Regions from separate parts of the Homo sapiens genome. Here region 1 is linked to region 2. The links are chromatin loops, found by intact Hi-C in ENCODE. Cell type or tissue: CD4-positive, alpha-beta T cell. All regions are shown on one strand. Links, peaks and the distances in the headings refer to the core of each region. The heading gives the core; the rest is flanking DNA. Region 1 overlaps LOC105375199 (a long non-coding RNA gene). Region 2 overlaps LOC105375199 (a long non-coding RNA gene).

The links. A loop is a pair of places that touch in the nucleus more often than their neighbours do. Peaks named below come from ENCODE experiments on the same cell type or tissue, not always from the same donor. Only the 100,000 strongest peaks of a DNase experiment are listed, where the experiment ranks them.
Region 1: a loop joins it to region 2, with 2.3 times the contacts of the local background. A loop is called at or near these places in 1 of 110 quality-filtered maps.

What each region holds. Positions count from the first base shown.
Region 1 is chr7:25,965,681-25,971,059 of GRCh38, reverse strand. The region is part of intron 6 of LOC105375199 (a long non-coding RNA gene); the gene reads left to right. Among named protein-coding and RNA genes, the nearest start is that of MIR148A, 18 kb to the right of the region's middle. RefSeq lists enhancers at 2,063-2,502, 2,953-3,012. In CD4-positive, alpha-beta T cell, for the core only: no CTCF peak of the experiment used is centred there; DNase peaks (open chromatin) are centred at 2,369 and 2,699; H3K4me3 peaks cover 802 bases.
Region 2 is chr7:26,039,491-26,044,869 of GRCh38, reverse strand. All of the region lies in intron 4 of LOC105375199 (a long non-coding RNA gene), which reads left to right. Among named protein-coding and RNA genes, the nearest start is that of MIR148A, 92 kb to the right of the region's middle. In CD4-positive, alpha-beta T cell, for the core only: no CTCF peak of the experiment used is centred there; no DNase peak of the experiment used is centred there; H3K27me3 peaks cover 343 bases.

The DNA.
Region 1 (5,379 bases), core at 100-5,099, 74 kb after region 2:
CCACCGTCTCCTGTTTACTACTGTCTTCCCTGGAGCCTCTTTCTGCATGTGGAGTAGTAACTTTTTATTGTAGTCTTAGTGAGGTCTTAGGAGAGTGACTAGATGAACGTATGTGTTCAGTTTGCTGAGATTTTTACTTTTTGTTGTGGGTTGAATTGTATCCCTTCAAAATTCATATGCTGAAGTCCCACCCCCTAGTGCCTCAGAATGTGACCTTATTTGGAAAGAGGGATGTGGCAGATATAATCAGTTAAGATAAGGCCACACTGGAGGTGGGTGGACCCCCTAATCCAATGTGATTGGTATCCTTATAAAAAGAAGAAATCTGGACACGGACATGTGCACAGGGAGAATGCCATGTGAAGACTGGAATTATGCTATCACAAGCCAAAAGCAAGGAAAGAGGTTGGGAACAGATCCTTCCTTAGCTCATCCAGAAGGAACCAGCCCTTCCATAGCCTTGATCGTGGACTTTGGCCTCCAGAGCTAGGAGATAATTCATTTCTGTTGTTAAGCCACCCAGCCTCTGGCACTTTGTTACAGCAGTCCCAGGACACTTATGTGGGTTGAGCATCCCTTATTTGAAGTGCTTGGGGCCAGAAGTGTTTCGGATTTTAGGGTTTTTATTTTTTATTGTTTTGAATTTTGGAATATTTGCATATACATAATGAGATATGTTAGGAATATGACCCGAGCCTAAACATGATATTTATTTATGTTTAATATACACGTATGCACATAGCCTGAAGGTAATTTTATATAGTATTTTAAATAATTTCATGCATAAAACAAAGATTTGACTGCATTTTGACTGTGACCCATCACATGAGGTTAGGTGTGGAATTTTCCACTTGTGGCATTGTGTCAGCATTCAAAAAATGTCAGATTTTCAGACTAGGGATACTCGACCTGTACACACAAAAAAACCTTATTTTGATGTATGTATTCTTGCAGATCACCTCAAGTCTTTGGGAGAAGGTGCAGAATAAATAAATATAAATAACATTGAACCAACAGCAGTTTCTGAGTGTGGACTGAATTACCACAGGGTGTGCAAGGGGAGTGTGTCCACCGTTTTGTAGCTTAGCATGGTTTCTGGAACTTAGTTCATGTTCAACACATGTTAGTAGTAGTAGTAGCAGTAGTTGTTGTTATTAGTATTATTATTATAACTACATGAACCGGGCATTTTAAAATTTATTTCAATATTTAATTTAGAGAAGTACATGTATATATATTTTGGAGACAGAGTCTCACTGTATCTCGAGTCTGGAGTGCAGTGGCATGATCTCACTCAGCTCACTGCAACCTCCACCTCCCAGGTTCAAGCAATTCTCGTTCCTCAGCTACCCAAGTAGATGGGACTACACGCACCCACCACCACGCCTGGCTAATTTTTTTATTTTTAGTAGAGACAGGGTCTCACCATATTGGCCAGACTGGTCTCGAACTCCTGACCTCAAGTGATCTGCCCGCCTCAGCCTCCCAAAGTGTTAGGATTACAGGCGTGAGCCACTGTGCCCGGCCCTTGGCAAGGCTATGTTAAAACAAAGGATGTTATGGGTTACCTAATAACTTGACATAGTGTATTTTTTTGTTTTGTTTTGTTTTGTTTTTGTTTTTGTTTTTGTTTTGAGACTGAGTTTTACTCTTGTCGCCCAGGCTGGAGTGCAATGGTGTGATCTTGGCTCACTGCAACCTCTGCCTCCTGGGGCCAACCAATTCTCCTGCCTCAGCCTCCGAGTAGCTGGGATTACAGGTGTGCGCCACAACGGCCAGCTAATTTTTGTATTTTTAGTAGAGACGGGGTTACACCATATTGGCCAGGCTGGTCTCAAACTCCTGACCTCAGGTGATCCATCCGCCTTGGCTTCCCAGAGTGCTGGGATTACAGGCATGAACCACCGTGCCCAGCCCATAGTGGTAATTTCTTAATGCCTTTGTGGAACCAGCTCAGTGGTTGGGACACTTTTACAGGTGAGTGGGCTTTGAAGCATAAGGCTCTTCAGGGCAAGTCCCTTAGGAGCAGCCTTATAAAGACGTAAGGCAATGCTGACCTCTCTCGTGGCATGGGTCTCCCCTCTGGGCAGCAGCCCCTGCTGATGGCGGGGATAGTTCAGAAGGAATTTGGTGGCCGGGAACGTCCTCTGTGCTGAGCGCACCCTCTAGTCCTTTGCCATGCAGCTGTGGCGATTTGCGTAGCCTGTGCTATTTATAACTGCATATTTGCTCAGAAAGAACCATCTCATTTTCTGACTGCAGCTGCCCACACGGGTCTGGCCGCCGCTGGGGTTTTCCAGCAGGCCACCACGCCGCCACATCACTTGAGAGCATCTTCCGTGGGTTCTGCCTCGTTCTCCTGCCCTCATGACGTTCTGTGGTTTCACTTTGGCTCACTCATTCATCTCACAGCCATGCATTGAGCACCTACTATGGGCCAGACACTATCCAAGGCCCTCAGAAAACTGAGTGAGACACATGTGCTGCAAATCCCTCCCTCAAGTAGCTTGCAGGCTATGAGGAAGACTGATAGGCAATTTACTGTGCAGGTTCTTAGCCTTTGGTGTTAGTTTCTACCTTCTCTTCCTCTGTTTTCAAACCAGATCCTTGGCGGGAACCTGCCATGCCGCAAGCTTGTTTTTGTCTTTCCATTCACTGTCAAACTCTACCACGTGATTGCACCCACTCATTAAATGCCCTGCAGCCTGGCTTCCTGCCTAGATCACCAGTCACTCATACCGGCTACCCTCCCTTTACCCTCACGTTTCAGTTCTCTTTTGACTGTGAAGACCTAGTGTTGGACCCAGTGGAACACCTGTGTGTCTCCGCACGTGGCGCCCGCGCTGGCTAGCCTCACTCCTTTGCTCTGCTCCCTCTGACATGGGTTCTGTCACCTCCTCTTCCCTTGGGACCCAGGAGCCCTGACTTCAACCTGATCTTCCTTCTCTCCAGTTCCCAAACCCAGCCAGTCCCAGGCCGTCGTGTTCCCTCCCATCTCTGGAGGACTCATTTGGCAAGTGTCATGATTTACCTTGTGGTTTATCAAGGGGTACTGTTGATTGGTAGTTATTTTTGTCATCTCATAATTTGAGTTTTCATGCAGATTGTGAATGGTCCTTGTTCACAGAGCTAATAAGCAGTCCCTTCTGGCTGAATCTGCTGAGGACTGGCAATAGATATTTTCCCTTCTCTTTAGCTAGTTAGCTAGTGTGCCAGGCCTGGCCTGTGAGGCCATTCCTTCCCAGCTGTGCTGTGTAATGCAGGAGGCTGGCCCTTGTGGGCTATTTCTTAGGATCCGGTGTCAGCTGCTTTCTGGCTGGGTTTGGCCAATGGAAGGCACCAATGGGAACTGCATGGTGAGAAGAAGAGAGAAGCCACAATGTTTCTCCTTGCCCTTCCCTGTCTTGAATGGCATCTACAGCTCCAGCTCCTACCAATCAGGCCCCTGTGGTTCCAGCTTCTGCAGGGTGACCTGGCTTCTTCTGGCTTCTGGTAACACTGCTTCCTCCTTTGATCCTCCACTTTAGGGGCAGTATAGCTTCCTGTCCCTGCTCATCTCTGGGTTATGTCACCGTCTCCTAGTAACTGCTCAGCTTTGTTGTCTCCTGAGCAACCAAAATACTCAGAGTGGTTTCTGTTCCCTGGCTAGATTATGGCAGACATGGTTATTCCTGCCTTCTTCCCTTCCTTCCCTCTCTTCTTCCCTTGTTCCCTCCCTTTTTCCTTCCTTCCTTCCAATTAGTTATTTATTGCTGCATAACAAATTACTCTAAAACCTAGGCAATAAGCATTTAAGAGCTCACAGGTCCTGTAAGTAAGGAATCTGGGCACAGCCTAGCTGGGCACCTCTGGCTCAAGTTGTCTCATGCAGTCAAGCTGTTGGTAAGGGTTTTGGTCTTATCTGAAAGCATGACTTGTGAGGGGGCTTCATCCCCAAGATCACTTGCTTGGTGGTCCTCAGCCCCTTGCTATGTGGCCTCTCTGCAGGACACCCTTGTGATGTGGCAGCTAGCTTCCACCAAGGCAAGCGGTTATAGAAAGGGAGAAGGGGAGAGAAAGCCCGAGACAGAAACCACTGCCTTTTTATAGCCCAATCTTGGAAGTGGCATCTGATCTCTTTTTCTGTATTCTATTTGCTACAAGTGAAGTTAATAATAAGGCCAGCCCATATTCAAGAAGACACTACACAAGGGTATGAATACCAGGAGGTGTTGATAATTGGAGGTCATCTTAGAGACTTCTTGTCTTTCTTTCCTCCTTCTCAACCTACCTCCATCCCTTTCTTCTTCCTTCTGTTCCTTCCTTCTTCCCTCCCTCTCTTCCCTCCCTCCCACTCTTCCCTTTGTTCTTCTCTCCTTCCTCCATCCTTCCTATCCTCCTTCCCTCTCTCCCTCACTCCCCCTTCCTTCCCTTTCTTTCTTTTTTCCTTCCTTCCTCCCTTCCTCCCTCTCTTGCCTCCTTCCCTCCTTCCCTTCTTGCTCCCCTCTCTCCCTCCCTCCCTTCCTCCTTTCTTTCCTCCTTCCTTCCTTCTTTCTGGAAGTGGTAGAAATTATAAGGAGATTGTTTTGGGATCTTGTGCCACAGATTGTCTTTCCAAAGCCAACTCTACCTTTTGAATCCTGCATATTTCTTTGTCTTCTCCAACACCATCAGCAAGATATAAATGAAATGGGTGTCTATGGGCTGGTTTGGGAATACCATTTGTAATACTGCATACATGGGAACTTGTACTTGACACTCTATATTCCAAATATATTAGTGAATTTTTTTTGGACACAACCTATTTGTAAATTGCCAATTCGCTGGAATAACAACAATCACAAAAGATTGTTGTTTTTGAGACACCATTTGACTCTTAATATCAGAGATATTGTCATGCGCTTCCTGATTGGTTTAATTTCACCTGGGACTGATATTAAAGGAGGTATATTGTTCACATTACAGATACAGGTTCCTCAGTGCACCTATCTGTTAGGGATGAACTGAAGCATGGAAGTTAAAATAAGGGTAATATTATTTCTTCAAAGGTACTCATCCCTTTTGGAAATGGTACTCAATTCTTTTTCTTTAAATGTCACAGAATTGCTGATGTCATCAGTAGGAAATCTAGTTTATGGACCTTCCCTCCCAATGATAGCAGTCATTCCTGTGAAATGACACCTCCTTGCTAATATTGAATTGTGGGGTGCTACACTGAGTCACTCAAAGAGGAGCTGAGAAATGAAACAAAGATTACATAGACCAGCCATCTACCGAGCTGTAAGATTTGGTATTCTATTTTCTACTGAGGATTGATTATTCTCCATTTCATGGCAATTTCTGTGTCAGTCTTTGAAAAGAAGTAAAACAATATAATAAGAGAGAGACGATAACTTGTAA
Region 2 (5,379 bases), core at 276-5,275:
ATTCGATAAATATTAATTAAGCATGTTCTGTGTGCTTAATATAAACTGAGATGTAATAATGAACAAGACAGACCAGATCCTCGCTTGCATGGAGCCTCCATTCCCGAGGATGTTTATTGGAGGGTGGGGAATGCGGGGAGATGGATAAGCAAGCAAGGAGGTCTAAAGGGTGCCAAGTGTGATGAAGTCAATGAAAAGGGAGCTGTGGCAGGGCATGATGGGGAGGAAAAGCCTCTCTGAGGAGGTGATCTTTGGCTGACATTTAAATGATACAAAGAAGCCAGAACTTTTGGCAAGCCCAGGCAAAGGAAACAGCAAGTGCAAATGTCCTGAGTCAGGACAAGTTTGGTTGATTCAGAGAGCTGAAAGGAAAATAGCGTGGCTGGAGCAGAGTCAGCAAGGGCAGGAAAGACAAGAAATGAGAGCAGGGAGGTCGGGGGGCCAGACTATGTAGCCGCCTTGGGGTCAAGACGAGAAGTTCAGATTTTACGTCCACCATGCAATGCAAAGTCATTAGAGGAGAGTGCCATGATTTAATTTATGTTTTTGAGAGGCTTCTCTGGCTGCTGTGTAGAGAATAGATTATAAAAGGACAAGCTGGAAATCAGAGCCCAGTTGGGAGGATATTTCCATTCCTAATGTGAGATGATGGTGGCTTAGACTAGGAGATGGAGCGAGGCGTCTGGGTTTGGGAGATATTTTGGAGGTAGAGCAGACAGTCTTACTGATGGATTAGACATGGAGGGGAAGTCGAGGGAAGAATCGTAACCATCACTTTGGCTTTTGGTTTGAGGCTGAATGGATAGTGGATTTTACTTACTGAAATGGGGAACATGGGAGGAGGAACTGGTTGTTTGTGTGTGGGGAGGGTGAGAGCTTTGTTTAGGTCGGAAGTCTCAAGCAGGCATCAGGCTGGAAGAGCCTGCAGCTGAGAAGAGAAGCTCTGTGGATGCCTCACTTTACATTCCCCCATACTGGGAGTAGGACTCTATTTAGAGTCTGCAGCAAGAGAGAAGAGGGATCATGGCGGATGGGAAGCGGGACTAGATTGCAGCTCCCACATGGATGGACAGAGCAGTGTGTGGAGACTCGCATCGTGGTTTTTTGCTCCAGAACTACTGCAGGAATAAACCAGGAAGGCTGAGAGGACCCACAAACTCTCTGAAGGAAGTGGATTACTCCTGCAGGACCTGGGAGACACCCCAAATACTGTGCTGATATCCACGGCTGAGAGACCTGCAGACAGTTCACATCACAGTACTCTGTGCACACAACTCCCAGTGCCAGCCCCTGGAGCCTGGTAGACCTGCTGGGTGGCTAGTTCCAGAAGAGAGCTAGCAATCACTACAGCTCCCAGGAAGCCACATCCTTAGGAAAAGGGGGAGAGTACTACACCAAGGGAATACTCTGTGGGACAAAATAATCTGAACAGCAGCCTTGAGCCTTAGCTCTTCCCTCTGACATAAAGTCCGCAGCAGGAACACAAGGCCTGGACATGGAGATACTTCCTAAGTGCTTAATGGATTGAGTTGTTCTCATTAAAACGTAAATATGCTCCCAAAGTGATAACTCATTGCATGTCTTTAGTCATCTCAATTAGTATGAATTTACGTGTTTATTTTATGACAGCTATTTGAAAGCTGATGTTTAAGGAGGGGTAACAGAAAGACTTTAGCAGCACTGGGCTCCTTTGAGAGACAAGCTGAGCCTTATGAGTATCCCAGGAAGGAGAGGAAGGATGATAAAGGGGAGTCAAGAAAAAACTGCGGCAAGTGTAACTTTGCCTAAGGCTACTGTAATTCCTTCATTTCCAGGAATTATATATTTTTCAAATGTATACATTGAAATTATACATTTTTCAAATGTATAATTACTGCCTGCCTTGTTTTTTAAAAAACAAAGGCTGAAAACAACAACAAATGACTAATTTTGCAGAACATTTCCAGTTCATTTTCTTTATTCTAGTAAGGCGTTCTATTGCATAAGTTGTATTATGATGTGTTTATAATGTATAGAATTTCTACCTACAGACAGATTCATAAAATGTTTTGCTACTTGGGGACATTTTTGTATAATACTACAGTTAAAACCTGACGAACTAGTCTTCTGTGAGCTGGCGGTATATCCCATTTTTGAGAAAATAATCTTTGATAAACACCGAATACTCACTCTGTGACAGATGTTGCATTCAGCACTCATTTCTGAGTTCCTTGGGAATAGCAACTGACTTGGATCTCAAAGTCTGTCCGGGCTGGCCTTGTGGAGACTCAATGAAGTTTTGAATGAAAAAAATATATTTAAATTAAGGCCAATAACAATGAATAAAACTGTTCTTTGTAGTTTTGTTCTTTTGAATCAAAACGAAATAAAACAGCCTATAATTCCAACACACTGGGAGGCCGAGGTGGGAGGATCACTTGAGCTGAAGATTTCAAGATCAGCCTGGACAGCATAGTGAGACCTTGTCTCTACTAAAAATAAAAAAAAATTAGCCAGGCGTGGTGGCGCGTGCCTGCAGTCCCAGACACTCTGGAGGTTGAGGCAGGAGGATTGCTTGAACCCAGTAGATTGAGGCTGCAGTGAGCTATGATTGCACCACTGCATTCCAGCCTGGGTGACAGAGCAAGACTATCTCAAAAACAAACAAACAAACAAACAAACAAACAAACAGAAAAATAAAATAAAACAAACCAGAGGCTTCCACGTTAGGCTTTTGGGTAATTCTACCCATTGGGCTCACTTCTCCCTGTGGTGGAAGTGAGTTTTCCTTCTCTACGTTGGGTGCAATCATGGTTACATTGCTTTGATTTTCTAAGTAGAATGAAATCCAACTCTGTGTTTCTGTGATAAGGACGTAAAGAGAAGGAAGTTTAATCTTGATGATGTTTTGAGGAGCCCTTTGATTTGTTTAAGGACAATTTAAAAATAAATGTAAAATCATGACTATCAAATAAATTCAAAAATGAACAATGTGAAAGATTTTACTTAACTCGTTAATGAGGAAACAGGAAGATGTCACTACTGGCTCAAAGGAGAATTCAAACCATACACTATATCGGCCATCAGGAATGCTGAAATGAACTTACAAATAGGCGCAAATCTGGTCAATATCCACAGGTCAATAATCAACTGTGTTCCACCAGACAAAATTCGTTTGCATTTCAGTGGGCAAGAATCATCCACGTTACTACCTGTATCAGTTTCCTAGGGCTGCTGTAACCAAGTACCACAAACTGGGGGGCTTAAACAACAGAAAAGAATTGTCTCCTGGTTCTGGATGCTGGAAGTTCGAAATCAAGGTGTTACCAGGGCCATGCTCCCTGTGCGATCTGGGGAGGATCCTTCCTTGTCTCTTCTGGCTTCTGGTGGTTGCCTGTAAACCCTGGTGTTCCTTGGTGTGCAGCTGTGGCACTTTCGCCCCTGCCTCCATTGTCACATGGTGCTCTCCTGTCATGTCTCTGTATCTCTTCTTCTTCTTTTTTTTTTTTTTTGAGACGGAGTCTCCCTCTGTAACCCAGGCTGGAGTGCAGTGGCACGATCTCGGCTCACTGAAACCTCCACCTCCTGAGTTCAAGCAATTCTCCTCTCTCAGCTTCCTAAGTAGCTGGGATTACAGGTACCTGCCACCATGCCTGGCTAATTTTTGTATTTTTGGTAGAGACGGGGTTTCACCTTGTTGACCAGGCTAATCTTGAACTCCTGACCTCAGGTGATCTGCCCGCCTTGGCCTCCCAAAGTGCTGTGATTACAGGCATGAGCCACCACACCCGGCCTTCTTCTCTTCTTATAAGGACACCAGTCATGTTGAATTAAGGGTCCACTGTACTCCAGTATGCCCTCCTCTTAACTAATTATACCTGCAATGACCCTATTTTCAAATAAGGTCACTTTCTGAAGTACTGGGTGTTAGGACTTGGACATATCTTTTGGGGACACAATTCAACTCACAACACTACCTATTTTCTTTTTCTTTTTCTTTTTTTCTTTTTTTTGAGACAGAGTCTTGCTCTGTTGCCCAGGCTGGAGTGCAGTGGCACAATCTCAGCTCACTGCAATCTCCGCCTCCCGGGTTTAAGCGATTCTCCTGCCTCAGCCTCCCAAGTAGCTGGGACTACAGGCGCACACCATCATGCACAGCTAATTTTTTGTATTTTAGTAGAGATGGGGTTTCACCGTGTTGCCCAGGCTGGTCGCAAACTCCTGAGCTCAGGCAATCTGCCAGCCTTGACCTCCCAAAGTGCTGGGATTATAGGTGTGAGCCACCACACCCGGCCAACAGTACCTATTTTCTACAACTACAAAATATTAATAGTAAAATAGCTCAAAGGTCAGGAAAGATGTGATAGACAAGATACCCAGTACCATTTTTTTTTCCCATTTCAGTCTTTTAACATTTTTCCTGACATTCTTCCTAGGGTTGCCCCCAAATCTGGCGATCTTTAGTCCACACTGGTCCCCATTGATATGCTTGCGAAAAGGCAAGAAGGTTTACTGCTCTGGGCTACCTGGGCATGGAGATTTGGCCAAGGCTCAAGGCCCCTGTGTTAAATTCAGGTGCTGACTCAAACTTGCCAGGTAACCAGGCACATGTTTCTGAGGTGCTGCCCCAGCCCAGGGTGCTGTGTGGGTAAAGCAAGTGTTTGGTCTTCTCTAAATGGCCAAATTTCGCTCCCGTCTCAGCCTCAGGGGCATCTACTGCCTGCTCCGCCCTTCCAAAGCTCTGAGCATTCCTCACCACTCCCTTCCAATCTCCCAAGGTGCCTGTGGAAACTCTCTGTCTTTCTCCTCTGAGTTTCTCCTCCTCATGCAACTCTGCTACATATATTCAGGGCACCTGCACAGTGCAATTGTGGGATGGCTTTTGCCATTGGAAGAGTCAACAGCAGCATGCACTTGGAGAGTGGGGAACAGACTGATGAATTCAAGGAAGGTTGATGTGGAAAGGAACAGGAGTTTCCAGTACCCTTTGAGTCGGGAGCAGAGGACCCTCTTCCCTGCACATTCTGATGATGACGGTTTTATGATATTGCTGCTTAAATTGCTCCCCTCACATTAAACTACCTCCCCTTCTCTCTGCTCTGCTTCTCTTTCATCTGAGGAGCAATGGAGTCCAGTTGGTAAGCATGGGAGTCCGGTTCCACCAATTCGGATGTTTTTTCAGACTTCTGTAGGAACACCTCTGGGCTCTGGCCATGGGTAGGGGCCAGTGATGCTGCGAAACATCTTGCAGTGCACCAGACAGGTGCATGTTTTGCCCATTTCAGTCTTTTAATATAGAAATCAAGGTGTCAGCAGGGCCCCCCGAACACCCGCCCCCTGCCGCCCAGCCCCAACAAAGCATCATCAAGTCCAGAATGTCAATAGTGCTCAGGTTGAGAA